2 separate regions of the Homo sapiens genome follow, and region 1 is linked to region 2. The links are chromatin loops, found by intact Hi-C in ENCODE. Cell type or tissue: mammary epithelial cell. All regions are shown on one strand. Each heading gives the region's core, and the rest is flanking DNA. Links, peaks and the distances in the headings are about the cores only.

The links. Hi-C counts contacts between places; a loop is a spot of excess contacts. Peaks named below come from ENCODE experiments on the same cell type or tissue, not always from the same donor. Only the 100,000 strongest peaks of a DNase experiment are listed, where the experiment ranks them.
Region 1: a loop joins it to region 2, with 8 times the contacts of the local background. A loop is called at or near these places in 23 of 110 quality-filtered maps.

What each region holds. Positions count from the first base shown.
Region 1 is chr9:124,613,378-124,621,298 of GRCh38, reverse strand. The region is part of intron 2 of NR6A1 (nuclear receptor subfamily 6 group A member 1); the gene reads left to right. Among named protein-coding and RNA genes, the nearest start is that of MIR181A2HG, 41 kb to the left of the region's middle. RefSeq lists an enhancer at 3,149-3,650. In mammary epithelial cell, for the core only: a CTCF peak has its summit at 3,630 (motif pointing left); a DNase peak (open chromatin) is centred at 3,628.
Region 2 is chr9:124,847,157-124,855,077 of GRCh38, reverse strand. It overlaps WDR38 (WD repeat domain 38), which reads right to left and starts at 1,618. Exons shown (of 9, transcript NM_001045476.3): 1 at 1,478-1,618; 2 at 753-873. The coding sequence starts at 1,546. RefSeq lists a silencer at 1,517-1,566. In mammary epithelial cell, for the core only: CTCF peaks have their summits at 1,867 (motif pointing right) and 2,067; DNase peaks (open chromatin) are centred at 1,847 and 2,087; H3K4me3 peaks cover 948 bases.

The sequences.
Region 1 (7,921 bases), core at 2,462-4,961, 240 kb after region 2:
TGTGTCAGGGAATCTATGCATATCCATAATGATGTGACTTTTAGCCAGACTGTGTAAGGAACAAAAAGCATGTTTTATGTCAGATTTCTTAAGTGCACATTTATTCAAAAAGTTAAAGAATTTTAAAAAGGAGTATACTTTGCAGGCAAAGCCCCTGGTCATCACTGTACTTGTGATCACTGTTTGGTTATTACTCCTGGAATCTTGAAGTCTTGGTACATTTTTACCACTGTATCTATTGAGTTAGTTGTGTTTCGATCTGGGCTCTGGGTGCTTTATTTGCTAGCAGTAGCTGTGGCCTAATCTGAACATCATTTTTCTTTTTTCTCCAAAGAGCATGGTCCCTACTCTGTCTGCCTCACATGATAGTTAGGAGGATGAAATAGAGAAATGCAAGTTAAAGCCCCTCCCAAGGGCAGAGCATTATATAAGTGTAAAATAGGCATGGTTTTGTAAGGATGTATCTTTTTAAACCTTTTTTTTTTTTTTAAACAATGAGACATGTTTCACATATCATAATTTACTCTGTACAGTTGAGCGATGTTTGGTATATTTACCAAGTTTTGCAACCATTACCACAAATCAGTTTTAGAACATTTTCATCATCTTAATAAGGACCTTTCTGCCCTTTTACTGTTAAACCCAGCAATCCTTAATCCTACTGTCTCTATAGATTTGTCTTTTCTGGACATGTCATATAAATTGAATTATACCATATGTATTATCTGTGTCTTGCTGCTTTCACGTAGCATGGTGGTTTTGAAGTTTGTCCGTGCCATAGCACTTGAGTAGTCAGTTCCTTTTTGTGCTGAATATATTCCAGTGTATGGATATGCCATACATTTTATCTATCCATTCACCAGTTGATGAGCATTTGTGAATAATGCTACTATGAACATTCACATGCAAGTCTTTGGACATATGTTTTCATTTCTCTTGGGAATAAGGGTATATCTTTTAATTATAAAAGTACTTCATGCCTATTCTGAAAAATTATTTATTTACGGAAGTATAAAACTTGGTAAATCAAAGTTACCTCCTTAATTCAACTTCTCAGAGGTAGTGATGTTAATAATAATCATTATCATCTTCTATATCTTCTGAGCATTTGCTATATGGCAGGTACCTTATTTATATATATTCATTTATATTGTGCTACCTTATTTGTGTGTAATCAGTTATATTTATATATGTATATAAAACAATAAAACAAATTAATTGAATTTTCTTTTTTTTGGAGATGAAGTTTCGCTCTTGTTGCCCAGGCTGGAGTGCAATGGCGCAATCTTGGCTCACTGCAACCTCTGCCTCCCAAGTTCAAACGATTCTTCTGCCTCAGCCTCCCAAGTAGCTGGGATTACAGGCATGCACCACCATGCTTGGCTAATTTTGTATTTTTAGTAGAGACGGGGTTTCACCATATTGGTCAGGCTGGTCTCGAACTCCTGGCCTCAGGTGATCCACCTGCCTCGGCCTCCCAAAGTGCTGGGATTACAGGCGTGAGCCACCTCAGCCAGCCAATAAAATAAATGAATTGAATTTTCATCATAATCCTTTGAAGGCAATATGTGCCCCCCTCCCTATTTTACAGATAAGGAAACTGAAGTTTGAGGATGAAGTGTAAAGTCACACTTCTAGTAAGCAGCAGGCCAAAACTGAAACCTGGGCAGTCTGATGTATACTCTGGTTCTAGACTTTCCAAACATGCAGTTTTTTTAAAAAAAGTAAAAATTATAGTCCAGGTATGGTGGCTCATGCCTGTAACCCCAGCGCTTTGGGAGGCCAAGGCAGGCAGATTGCTTGAGCTCAGGAGTTTCAGACCAGCCTGGGAAACGTGGTGAAACACTATCTCTACAGAGATACAAAAATTAGTCAGGTGTGGTGGCAGGCGCTTGTAGTCCCAACTACTTGGTAGGCCAAGGCAGGAGGATCACTTTAGCCCAGGAGGCGGAGGTTGCATTGAGCCAAGATTGCGCCACTGCACTCCAGCCTGGGCGACAGAGGGAGACCCTGTCTCAAAAAAAATTTTTTTTTTAATTAAAATTACATACTTAATTGTGTAGCTTGTTTTATTTCACTTAATTTGTGTTAGAGATTGTTCCATGATATGATTCATGGATCTGTCTCATTGTTTTAACGAATGGTTGCGTTAATAGATATGCCAGGATTTATTTCATTCATCTTTTGTTGGTGGGAATTAGATTGTTTTTATTTGTTCTCTATTATGAATAGGGCTGCAGTGAATATCCTTGTATAATACTTTGCTTACTTATGGCATTACTTTTGTAGCGTAAAACCCTGGAAGTGGAATTTCTAGGTGAAAGAGTTTATCCATTTGAATCTTGGTGCTGCTAAATTCGTCCTCCCCCAAATGGTGGTAAATACTGCTCCCACCCCTACTCTCCTACCACCTCAACTCTGCAATCAGGGTGTAAGAGAGCCTGCTTTCCTATTCTCACCAATGCTGTATTATTTATTATGACTGTAGTGTGGGCTGTGATACAGATCATATAAATGTTCCAGGGAGAAGTTAGCATATCAGTGGCAGTGAACAAATGGCAAATAATAGTTGTTGTGTCTCGCCTCTTGATAGGTAAGGATGTGGTATTTCCCTAGACCTTCAAGAGCTGAAATATCGAGTGGCCCAAACTTTAGTTCAGATTAATTTAGGATGACTCACTTGGTTAATGATCTAAAGTGAACACTGTTGGAGACATTTCAACCATAGTGATTTCTGTTTTCTTTGACCTGTAACCTAACTGCTCTGGGCTCGTGGTTACCTTTCTTTTTCCTTTATTCTATTTTTTTTATTTTTTGAGATAGAGTCTCACTCTGTTGCCCAGGCTGGAGTGCAGTGGTGCAATCTCGGCTCAATGCAACCTCCGCCTCCCGGGTTCAAGTGATTCTCCTGCCGCAGCCTCCTGAGTAGCTGGGATTACAGGCACATGCCACCACGCCCATCTAATTTTTTGCATTTTTAGTAGAGATGGGGTTTCATTATGTTGTCCAGGGTGGTCTCGAACTTTTGTCCTCAAGTGATCCGCCTACCTCAGCCTCCCAAAGTGCTGGGATAACAAGTGTGAGCCACCGTACCTGGCCATGGTTACCTTTCAACTCATTGCTGCTTACAGTATCCTTCCCTTGCCCCCAGCTCAGTTTAAAATGAAGCCAAGTAAAGGGAATGAGAAACCAGACATTTGTGATGGATATGTAGGTTTGCCCTTTCCATTCTTTCTTTCAACAGAAACTGCCAAAATGAGGCCAGCAGCATAATGCATCGCCTGTTTAGTCTCCCCAGGGGTTGGGCTTCAGTAATCTTTGTTGCTTGGCAAGATTCTAGTTGATAAAGGTTTGGCATGGCCAGTATATATACCTGTTTAAGAGGAGGTGACTTTTTTTTATCTTGGTGCCAGTTAAGGAATCAAGGACACTGAGTGTTAGGTGTTGCTAGTTGTGGATAATCCCAGTTATCTTGCAGGTACGAGGGTCTGCCATACCTCCCAAATTTTGGAAGCCCTGGTTAGCATGTTCTGTGGATTTTGCCTTTGTCTTCTGATCACTTTTCTTCACTCCCCAGGCTTAATGTCTGCATCCTGAGGCCTTGTTGGTCTGGGGGATGCTGCCCTCTGCTGGTGGACTCTAGGACACCCACAGCGGTTTGGATGGGTCCAATCACTAGGGGAACTGACAAAGCTGTAGGGAGCCACTCATAAAGCTTTCTATAGTTTCCAACTTCATAACCCAGCCCTAAGACTTTTTCCTTTGAAAATAGCTCATCAGACACTAGAAAAGATACAAGTACAGAAACTTTCCCTGTAGCATTATTTGTAGTGGCCAAATAATAACACCTAGGTGCCCTGCGCTAGCTAATTGTGTTTCCATTCAGTTGACTGGCTTACAGCTGCTGAAATTGACTATATAAAAGACAAAAATAGAATGAAAATATTTACCACAAAACAAAAACCAGGCAGAATATACCAATTGCAGCCATTGAAGAAATGCCTTATGTAGGATAAGGGCCACCCGGGAATCTTCAAAATTGGCTCTCAAAGCTGGAGTGATTTCCTTTTATGTTAGTGGTGCTAATAAACAACGGGAGGGAGGAATTAGCTGAATGATTGGCAGCCTGGCTGAAATCTAGAATGAGTGACTTGCAGATTGACTGGGTGAAGTCTAAAAGTCTGGTTTCTAATCTCCTTACCCATCTCTCCATCTTGGCTCTTCCTCTACTGATCAGTATTTAGGTTTCTTCTGACTTTTTAAAATTGTAATAAATGTGCCTTATACGTATATTTTTGTGAACATGTGTATTTCTCTAAGATGGAGAGAAGTGGTATTTTTGGGTCACAGGGTGTGTGTAGTTTAAATGTTGGTAGATCCTGTAAGCTGTTTTCAAGTTGTACATCAACCACCAGCATTGTATGAGCATACCCATTTCTTCAAAACTTCACCACTGAAATATACCACTATTTTTAATTTTTTGCCAATCTGATGAGAAATGGTTTATAATGGTTGCTTTACTTTTGAGTTTTTATTAGTGACCTTTTCACTGTTACTCATTCTAATCATATTAGGGCATCTTTGCCTGGTCATATTCTTTGTCCATTGGGTGGTTTGCTTGTCTTTTTCCTACTGATTTTTAGGAACTCTTTATGTTTTGTAAATACTAATATATGTGTGTGTATAAGTATGTATATATATTTTGGGATCTTTGCCTTTTAGAAGTTAGACCTTTATATAGATGCAGATCTGATCATCATTTCTTTAATGATATCTGGATTTCATGTTATGCTTAGAAAGACACCCCCTCAGTATATTATAATATATATGTTTTTGTTTATGTGGTTGTGGGATTGTGATTAGTTCTAGTTCTTTTCTTTTTTTTTTTTTTTTTTTGAGATGGAGTCCCGCTTTGTCGCCCAGGCTGGAGTGCATTGGCGCGATCTTGGCTCACTGCAATCTCCGCTTCCCGAGTTCAAGCGATTCTCCTGCTTCAGCCAGTGGAGTAGCTTGGGATTACAGGCATGCGCCACCATGCCTGGCTAATTTTTGTATTTTCAGTAGAGTTGGGGTTTCACCATGTTGGTTGGCGAGGCTGGTCTTGAACTCCTGGCCTCAGGTGATCTGCTCACCTCGGCCTCCCAAAGTGCTGGGATTACAGATGTGAGCCACTGCGCCTGTCCAATTAGTTCTTTTCTATCTCAGGAAATTTCTGTTTCATGAGCTGCCAACAAGTTTTATGGCCAAATAAAACTTGGTTTTAAAACAGAAATGAGCTGGGCGTGGTGACTCACGCCTGTAATCCCAGCTTTGTGAGGCTGAGGCAGGCAGATCACCTGAGGTCAGGAGTTCAAGACCAGCCTGACCAACATGGTCATGGAGGTTGCAGTGAGCGGAGATTGTGCCACTGCACTGCAGCCTGGGCTACAGAGCGAGACTCTGTCTCAAAATAAATAAATAAATAAATAAATAAAACCTAAGATTGTACAAGTACTAAGTGGCAAAGTTTTTCTGGCTCCAAACATTCTAGCTACTGCTCATTTTAATTGTCTGAATTCCAGGAACATGTAAATTTTAACCTATAATCAGTCTTCTCTTGTTCAGCTCTTTGACAAAAGCCTTGTGACTCAGTGTCTGCTTACCAAGTTTTGTATCATTCTGGGAAAAAAAAAAAGGCAAAAACCCTTATATTTCACAAGGATTTGTTAGGTGCTTTGTGGGGGAATGGAGAAAGTTGGAAGGTTGGGATAATTAGGATTACGAAATAGTTGAAATAAATATTGTGTTGCTACTGATTATAATAACCTTTGCTAGTTTCCAGTGTTTGACCTCTATAGAATTCACCATATACACATGCAGGATTTTAAAGGTGCTATATGGGCCTTTAAGAGACCAGGATTTTACTTCTCAGTTTTGTACCTGGTGCCCACGCTGGAACCCCAACTATATGTGCCTACTCCAGTTTCCTCTCAGAGGCCTATTATCATTTTGCTGAGTGTTGATTTTCAAATCATTATGACTAGTTGTGAAACACTTACTGTAAAAAGCATCCTACCCATTTTGCTTAATTTATCTTTCTAATTAGGGCATTGTAATGATGGAATTACATTCTATGCAGTTTTTAATGCATTAGCCTGGAAGTTCAGCAATTTCTTTTTATGCTGCATTCATCTGAGCATTCTCAAAGTTACATGATAAAGAATCTAAGCTCTCCAACTTTGTATTAACTTGATCTGAATAGAAACATTCAGTGGAATCCAACTATCTTATTTGTGTGAAAAGTGAACCTCACCAGGACTGAGTAAACACCATTAAAAGAGCAATACCAGGCTTTGAATCCAGTTATATCACTGGGACCACAAGGGCAAATAAGATTGTGAAGAGCCATTTTTCCAGGAATAGGCTTGCAAGGATTGTCTTTAATGCATTTGAGTGTCTCTTGCAAAGAAGAAGGACATGGTAAATGGGAAGGTCTGTTTGGGCAGAGTTGCAGAGACTTGAAAAGCACCAACAAAAAAAGAAAATTTCAGTGTGGTAGCCAGTTCATTGAGGAGGGGTTATGATGATATTATCTTTACAGTCATTTTTGTGCCAAGCTGATTTACAAAGGGAATTTTTGCATATAGTGGCGGACTTTTGTCTATGTCAAGAGGAGCCTAAGGCAGAGTATATTTTTAGGATCTATTCTCTCAACCCGTTGGAGTTGCCTCTCTGGCTCCTGCTGACTTATCCATCTCTCATGCCACAAACCTGCCATCACCACCTGTCTTAGATTCTATCATTTATAGATTGAATAGGACAAACAGCTAATCTGATAAGTGAATCAGTGCTCTTAGAATACCCGAGGGCCAGTTGTTGGGGGATATATAAATGCTAATTAGGACTTTCAGGAAATAAATTCTCTAACTTTGAAAGTTTTTCATTCTGGCTGGTGGAGACAGAAACTATTCTTGGCCCTATGGAGCCCCAGAATTGTTCCCTCTACTCCTTTGGGATGATTTTTTCCCTGGCTTTGGGTAATTTTTCTCGTATATGTGCACTGATCAGTCCTCAGCTGAAGACTTGGAGGACCCCTCTGCAGATCTCAGCTGTGCTCTCTCTGCATAGCCCTCTCCCTCCTAGCCCTCTTCTTTGTGAACTCCAGCTGCCCTGCCTCCTGGACTCCCAGCTTCTAATCCTCAACTCTTGGGACTGTTGAGCTCTACCTGGGTTCTCCCTTCCTGTGCTCTAGGCTGGAAACTCAGGGCTTCGGTGGGTATTTGTAGGACTTCCCTTATTTGTTTCCTCTTTCTCTGGAGTCACTGTCTTTGGCCGCCTGAGGTCCAGTACCTGAAAATCATTGTTTTATATGGTTTGTCCAGCTCTGTAGTTGCCCCAGCCAGGTGACCAAATCTGGTCCCCATTACTCCATCTTGGCTAGGGTGGCAGAAGTCCATCTGTAAACTTTTATATACTTTTAAATATATGTTTTTGTAAATGAGATCAAACTGATTCTTTTCATTAACAAGATATTATAGACTTCTTTATGCCAGTAATGTTCTTTGTATTATACAGATTTATTAGCCATCCCCCTATTGATTGCAAAGTTTGAGCTTTTCTTTTAATTTTTATTTACTTATTTATTTTTTGTTTTGTTTGAGATAGAGTCTTGCCCTGTCACCCAGGCTGGAGTGAAAGTGGCTTGCTCACGCCTCAGTGCAGCCTCAACCTCCCAGGCTCAAGCGATCCTCCCACCTCAGCCTCCCTAGTAGCTTGGACTACAGGTGTGTGGCACCATGCCTGGCTAATTTTTGTGTTTTTTATTTTTATTTATTTTTTTAGAGACGGTCTTGTCATGTTGCCCAGGCTGGTCTCAAACTCCTGGGCTCAAGCAATCTGCCCACCTTGGCCTTCAAAAGTGGTGGTATTATAGGTGTGAGCC
Region 2 (7,921 bases), core at 846-3,345:
TGTGTGACTCCACTTAGAGGCACCCAGAGAGGTCAGATTCATCGAGACAAAAAGAAAAACAGTGGTTGTCAGGGGCTGGGAGGAGGGAGATTGGGGACTTGTTTAGTGGGGACAGAGGTTCAGTTCTGCAAGAGGAAGAGCTCTGGAGATTGGTGTCACGACAATGTGAAGGTACTGGATTCTCTGAACTGTACACTTAAAAATGGACACAACAAAGCCGGTGCAGTGGCTCACGCCTTTAATCCCAGCACTTTGGGAGGCCGAGGTGGGTGGATCACGAGGTCAGGAGTTCAAGACCAGCCTGGCCAAGATGGTGAAACCCCGTCTCTACTAAAGATACAAAAAAATTAGCTGGGTGTGGTAGCAGGTGTCTATAATTCCAGCTACTCGAGAGGCTGAGGCAGAGAATTGCTTGAACCCAGGAGGCGGGGGTTGCAGTGAGCCGAGGTTGTCCAGCCTGGGTGACAGAGAGCGACTCTGTCACACACAAAAAAGGATGCAACAGTAAGTATTACTGTGTTACATTACAGTTGTTTTTGTATGTATGTGTGTGTGTGTGTGTGTTTTTAAAGAAGGCTGAGTCCAGGCCTGTTAGAGTCTAAGCCCCAGCACCCAGATATCTCGTCCCATCTCCCAACCTGCCCAGCCCTGCCTTGCACCCGTGCCCAGCTCATCGGAGGTCACTGCAGTCAGCTCTGCAGCATGCCAGACCCTTGTGCCTCGGTCTTCCCGGCCAGGTGTGGGAGCCCCACCTGTGTGGCCACCCAGCCTCCACAGCAGCTGCCCACTCCGGGTCTCCCAGCCATACACGCAGCCATCTTCTGAGCCTGTGAGCAGCATCTGGCCATCAGGGGAGAAGGCAGAAGAGTTGACCTAGAAACAGCACAAAAGCGGTCCCATTCTGGGGAAGAAACCCCTGTCCGCTCATCTCTGACCCCTAAACACTGCCCCCCAAGAGCCTGGGGTTGGAGCTTGACTTCAAGCCTCACTCCACCACCAGAGCCCAGAACCCGGGACCCACTGGGCCCTCTCTCGAGTCCCGTAAAGCCAGAGCCTGCAGTTGGAGGCAAGAGCCTTCTCTGGAACCAGAGCCTGGAACCCCAGAGCTAAGAGCCCATTCCAGAGCCGCAGCTGACAACGGAGAGTCCAGAATCTACTCTAAGTTCTGAGTTCACTTTAGAGCCAGGGCCCCAGAAAACACCAGAGTCAGCAGGGAGCTTTGTGCCCCTCTCGAGGCAGAGCCCAGAGCCCGGGGCTCTTTTTACAGGCAGAGCTTAGAACCTAGAGCTGCTCTGGAGCTGGGGCCCGGCACTGGAGCTGAGAACCTACTTCGATCCTTCTTGGGTTAGCAAAGTCTACTCTGGACTCAATGTCCTGAGCCACTGCCCAGAGAACATTCTGGAACCCCCACTACACAGAACCAGGAACCACTCTGCATCCAAAGCCGGGAGTCTGGGCAGAGCCCGCTGGACCTCACCTCCCCGCCGTGCTGGCCGAAGAATTTCACTCTCCGCACGGCCAGCGTGGCCGGGACCCCGCTGTTCATGGGCACCCGGCCCCGCCCCGCCCCGGCGGGCTCCCTCCTAGGCGGCCGCGGGACCCCAGGACTGGGCAGAGGAAAGAGGAAACTGTGTACAGGCGGTCTCCATGGTAATCGGGGCGGGGCGTGCGGCCATGGTGGGGTCCCTGCGAAGCCACGAGGACTGACAGGCAGGCCAGACCGCTTGCAGTTCGGCGGAGGTGGAGCCGCAGCAGGCGGGACCGCGGCGGGCTGGGAGAAGGGACTTCCCGCGCCAGCGGCTGCGCGTCCACTCTAGGGCAGCTCTCGCGCGGGGCAACACGGCAGGCAGAGCGGCCACTAGAGGGCGCGCCAGCCACACGCACCGCGCGGCCCAGAGCCCGGCCCCGCGCCCTGCGGACTGCGAACTGCAAGGGGTCCCTGCACCTCTTTGATACAGGGGAGCAACGAGCCTGTCTCCCCATCTGCACAACCGGGAGCATCAGCCCTGCCCCACAGGACTCCAGGGGTGAGCCAAGCACAGGGCCTGGCACACGGTAGATGCCCAAGAGGGCCCCCTCAGGAGCCAATACCCCTTCCGTCCAGGAGTGGCCAGTACTGAGGTTAAGGATGTCCCAGGAGAGCGCTGGGGACAGTAGCCAGCTCTGTCCTCCAGGGCGTGGAAGCCAGAGGTAGTGTGTGTAAAGTACATGGCATTAAAAGTGGGGTCACGTTGCTGTTAACATTCCTGGCAGCACAAAATGTGCCATCTGAGGATGGGGTGGAGGCTGGGGCTGGGGGGCAGTTGCCCAGGAGCTGCCAGGATCCTTACCGGATAGCGCAATCTGAAGCTTGGAACGAGCAGGACTTGGTTTCATTGTTAATTTACAGGTGAAGAAACTCACCCGGAGAGCTGGGAGGACTTGCTCAGAGCCACTCAGCCAGTAGGAGTGGAACTGGGATTTCAGCCCATGGCTGTCTGACTCTGGGTGTCTGTACTGGGACCACCTGCCATGAACTCCAGGGACCTCTCAGCAGATGTTGAGGTCCGCAACTCCTGGTACATCTGGGAAACTGAGGTCCGAAGGGGGCAGGACTTGGCCCAGCCATCTAGCCGGTGCTTCCATGGCAGAGCTGGGGCAGGACCCAGTCTCCCCACTCCCACAGCAGGACAGGGAGGGAACAGAGGACCCCCCACCTGCCCCGCCCATGGATTCTAGGCTCCCTGGGGGCAGGGGTGGAGCAGCTGGGCTTTGGGAGCTTCAAACTCAAGAGTTCCCAGCGGCGACTCACACCCTCCCCCCCTAAACCTCTTTGCCAGAAACTTCTCAGGAGATCCGCTGTGCTCCTGCTATTTTAAGTCCCAGACAGTCAGGCGGGTGAGGGAGCGACAATGACAGCTTTGAGGCAGTCCCACTCCATCCCAGATCCCAGAGGGCCTAGGTCACTGTGGGACCCTTCTGAGCTGGGCCTATAAAGCTGTCCCCCCACACCCAGATGTGGCTCCCAGACACAGCTCCCCAGAGCTACTATTCCCTGGCCCTCTGGCTCTCCTGCTCAGGCACCCCCCCAACCCATGCCCCGGCCCTGGGCACATTGTCTAGCCACTTGGTTGCTCCTGCTCTATCCAGAGGGCCCAGAGCCACCTTCCCCAGCCCAGCCCTTCACTCCCAGAACCCTCAGGGTAGACCTTGTCCACCAGGCCCAGTGACTGCTTGGCCGAAGGGGTGGAGCTGGGGTCGAAACCCGTGGGCTTGGCTCAGGCATCTGTAGGTGGAACCACCAACGTGAATGCCAGGGTCCGGAGGATCATCTCCGCGGATGAAGTGGTGGAGAAGTTTCTGCCAGTTTTCCACCACTGACTATCTCTTCCTTCTCCTCAGGGAGCCTGCCGCCTTCTCTCCTGTATTTGGCCAGGCTGTCCAGGGAGAGGGCTCTACCAAGATGTCCAGGATGGATGCCGCGCTGGCTTTTCTCACTGTCACTCCATTCCCTGAAGGGGACTGGAGGTCCTGGACCAGCCTTGCCTCTCCTCAGCTACGCATGTCAACCTTAAAACACCCCACAGGGCCAGGCATGGTGTTTCATGCCAGCAATCCTAGCTCTTTGGGAGACCAAAGCAGGCAGATCATTTGAGGCCAGGAGTTCAAGACCAGCTTGGGCAAGATGGTGAAACCCCATCTCTACTAAAAACAAAACAACAACGACAACAAACCTCACAAACATCTGTTCAGCAAAAAAAAAGAAAGAAAGAAAGAAAACAATCAAGGCAGGCAAAAAAGAACCCTCTATTTATTTGGATAAGAAAAGCAAGCAAAACCCCCAAATCTCCAGAGTGGTCAACTCTCAGGAGAGGAAGGGAGGGACTAGAAAAGGCAGGACCCTTGGGGTTTTGAGGAGCCACATTCCAGCTCTAAGCTGGGCAGGGGCCCCAGGTATCTGTTGAATTGTTCTTAAAGAATCGGCCCCGCCTGTCTGGCCCCTGCCTGCCTGTCCTTACTCTTCCTGGCTTCCTTGCCCTGCCCCATTTCTTATACCCTACCTGCAGTCCTACCCCAAGTCTGGAACAGTTTAGTGGGGAGCCAGCATTTCCTGACCGGTGCCCCAAGAAGCAGAGAATGTTGTTTTGTGGCAAGAGAGGAAGTAGGAGAGGGAGTTGGAGAGCCTAATTGCCCTGGTTTCTTCGAGGTTCCAGCTCCCAGCTCCAATACCTGAGCTGCTCCTCCTGCCCTCTAGGTTTTTTTTTTTTCTAAGATGGAGTCTCTGTCTCCCGGGCTGGCTGGAGTGCAGTGGCGCGATCTGGGCTCACTGCAACCTCTGCTTCCTGGGTTTAGGCAATTCTCCTGCCTCAGCCTCCCGAGTAGCTGGGATTACAGGCACCTGCCACCATGCCCAGCTAATTTTTGTATTTTTAGTAGAGATGGGGTTTCACCATGTTGGCCAGGCTGGTCTCAAACTCCTGACCTCGTGATCCACCCACCTCGGCCTCCCAAAGTGCTGGGATTATAGGCATGAGCCACCGCGCCGTGCCTGCCCTCCAGGTTTTAAAACATACCTGTTCCCAGCCAGATGCAGTGGCTCACCCCTGTAATCCCAGCACTTTGGGAGGCCGAGGCAGGCAGATCACGAGGTCAGGAGTTCGAGACCAGCCTGGCCAACATGGTGAAACCCTGTCTACTAAAAATACAAAATTTAGCCGGACACGTGATCCGCCTGCCTTGGCCTCCCAAAGTGCTGGGATTACAGGCGTGAGCCACCGCACCTGGCCTGTCATTATCCCTCTTAAAAAGTGTGTGGACCAGAACTAGAACCATGCTCACTGTTTGGACTGACAACCACCAAGCTGAAAGGTACTGTCATCTCCAGTTTCCTAGACACTCCATCTCTAGTAATGCAGTCTGCATTACTAGAGGCATTTATGTTTCCAAGAGCTATGTTATTCACTGCAAATGCACGAGAGCTTTTTCCCATGAACTGCTGTCCAGCCAGCCCTCCCTCCCCTGTCTGGTACTCACACAATGAGTTCTTCGGAAACGCACGCAAGACCTTACATTATGCTGGTTAAAGGTCATCTTCTTGGCCCCCATCCAGCCGTCTAGTCTTGAAAGCATTTTAAAAGTCCCACTTCTATTGCACAAAGCATTAATTCTGCTGCTGTGGCAGCTGCAAATTTTATGAGCGGGCCTGTGTTCTGGTCCAGATTGGGGAAATGATCAACATGACAGGGGTAAGAACAGAGCCACGGCCGAGCGTGGTGGCTCACGCCTGTAATCCCAGAACTTTGGGAGGCCGAGGCGGGTACATCACCTGAGGTCAGGAGTTCGAGACCAGCCTGGCCAACATGGTGAAACCCTGTCTGTACTAAAAATACAAAACTTAGCCGGGCATGGTGGCATGTGCCTGTCATCCCAGCTACTCGGGAGGCTGAGGCAGGAGAATTGCTTGAACCTGGGAGGCAGAGGTTGCAGTGAGCTGAGATGGCGCCACTGCACTCCAGCCTGGATGATGAGAGCGAAATTCCATCTCAAAAGCAAACAAACAAACAAAAAACAGAGCCCTTTGGTCTATCACTAGAGACCTCCAGTGATTATCTTTTTTGCCTCCATCCATCAGAGTCATGGGCTAACCATGGGGTCAGGGAGGGTACAGTCCCTTAGGAAAGGTCCGGGTGGGGAGGAAAGTAATTTAGATTCTTTTTTTTTTTTTTTTTTGAGACAGAGTTTTGCTCTTGTTGCCCAAGTTGGAGTGCAATGGTGCAATCTCGGCTCACTGCAACCTCCGCCCCCTGGGTTCAAGAGATTCTCCTGCCTCAGCCTCCCAAGTAGCTGGGATTACAGGCACCCACCACCACACCTGGCTAATTTTTGTACTTTTAGTAGAGATGGGGTTTCACCATGTTGGCCAGGCTGGTCTCAAACTCCAGACATCAGGTGATCCACCCACCTCAGCCTCCCAAAGTGCTGGGATTACAGGCGTGAGCCACCGCACCCTGGTGGTAATGTAGATTCTACCTCAAGCAGGGTTCTCTGGTTGCAAACAACAGAAACCATGGATGGCCAAAAGGGACCAAGAAGCTCTGGGATGACGGATTGGAAAGACAGCAACACTGTCACACCAGGGAAGGGCAGGAAGCAGTGCTACTCACTCATCCCGGGAGCAGCCCAGCAAATCAGGATCCTCAGAGAGCTCGTGATTGACCCAGCTGGGGTCAGGTACCCACTTCTCGGTGAGGGGAGGGCTGTCCAGATTAAGACCTGGGATTCTTCCCCCACCTCCACCCTGGTCTGTGAATCAATCAGGAAGCTCTAGTTCAGCTTAAAACCAGCTGTCACCTGTGTAGCCTCAGAAGCCAGGCAGCTGCACCCTGATCTGACTCCGTCACCTACCACCTGTGACCTCGGGCCAGTTACTTAATGCTTCCGTGCCTCCTTTTCCTCACCTCTAAAATCAGGATAATAATTAGTACCTGCTGCATGAGGTTGGCTTTGAGGATTAATGTATGTAAAGTGCTTGGAACGGCACCTGTGCATGGTTAGCTGGGCTATCATGAAAGCGTTATCATCTCATGAGTCCACCATTTTTTACTGTAGCCCCAAAGATACCAAGAAAGGCTCCCTGGCCAGGCACGGTGGCTCACAGCTGTAATCCCAGCACTTTGGGAGGCTGAGGCAGGCAGATCACTTGAGGTCAGGAGTTCGAGACCAGCCTGGCCAACATGGTGAAACTCCATTTCTACTAAAACTGCAAAAATTTATACTAAAAAATGCAAAAAAATATATAGCCAGGCATAGTGGCATGCATCTATAGTCCCAGCTACTTGGGAAGCTGAGGCAGGAGAATCGCTTGAACCCAGAAGTCAGAGGTTGCAGTGAGCTGAGATCACACCACTGCACTCCAGCCTGGCGAGAAAGCGAGACTCCGTCTCAGAAAAAAAAAAAAACCCAAAAACGAAAAACAAACAAAAAAAACGCTTAATGTCACTAATCACTGGGAAAATGCAAATCAAAACCACAATGAGATATCATCTCACCCCAGTTAAAATGGTTTTTATCAAAAAGACAGAAAATAGGGCCAGGCAAGGTGGCTCACCCCTGCTATCCCAGCACTTTAGGAGGCTGAGGCAGGTGGATTGCTTGAGCCCAAGAGTTCAAGACCAGCCTGGGCAGCATGGTGAAAACCAGTCTCTACTAAAAATACAAAAAATTGGCCGGATGTGATGGTGTGCACATGTGATCCCAGCTACTCGGGAGCCTGAGTGCGAGGATCACCTGAGCCCAGGAGGGCCAGGCTGCAGTGAGCTGTGATCATGCCACTGCACTCCAGCTTGGGTGACCAGAGTGAGACCCGGTCTCAAACAAACAAACAAACAAAAAACAAACAAAAAACCCCACAAAAGAAAATAAAAGATGCTGGTGAGGATGTGGGGAAGTAGGGGAGAGGGGAGGATGAAGAGAGGTTGGATAATGGGTACAAAAATACACTTAGATAGGCCGGGTGTGGTGGCTCACACCTGTAATCCCAGCACTTTGGGAGGCCAAAGTGGATGGATCACCTGAGGTCAGGAGTTTGAGACCAGCCTGGCCAACATGCTGAAACCCCATCTCTACTAAAACTACAAAAATTAGCCAGGCGTGGTGGCAGGCACCTGTAATCCCAGCTAGCAGGGAGGCTCAGGCACGAGAATCACTTGAACCCAGGAGGTGGAGGTTGCAGTGAGCCAAGATCATGCTACTGCACCCCAGCCTGGGTGACAGAGTGAGACCCGGTCTCAAAAAAAAAAAAAAATAGATAGAAGGAGTAAGTTCTAGTGTCAGATAGCACAGTAAGGTAACTATGCTTTTTTGTTTTGTTTTGTGACAGGATCTCGCTTTGTTGCCCAGGCTGGAGTGAAGTGGCGCAATCACTGCTCACTAAAGCCTTGAC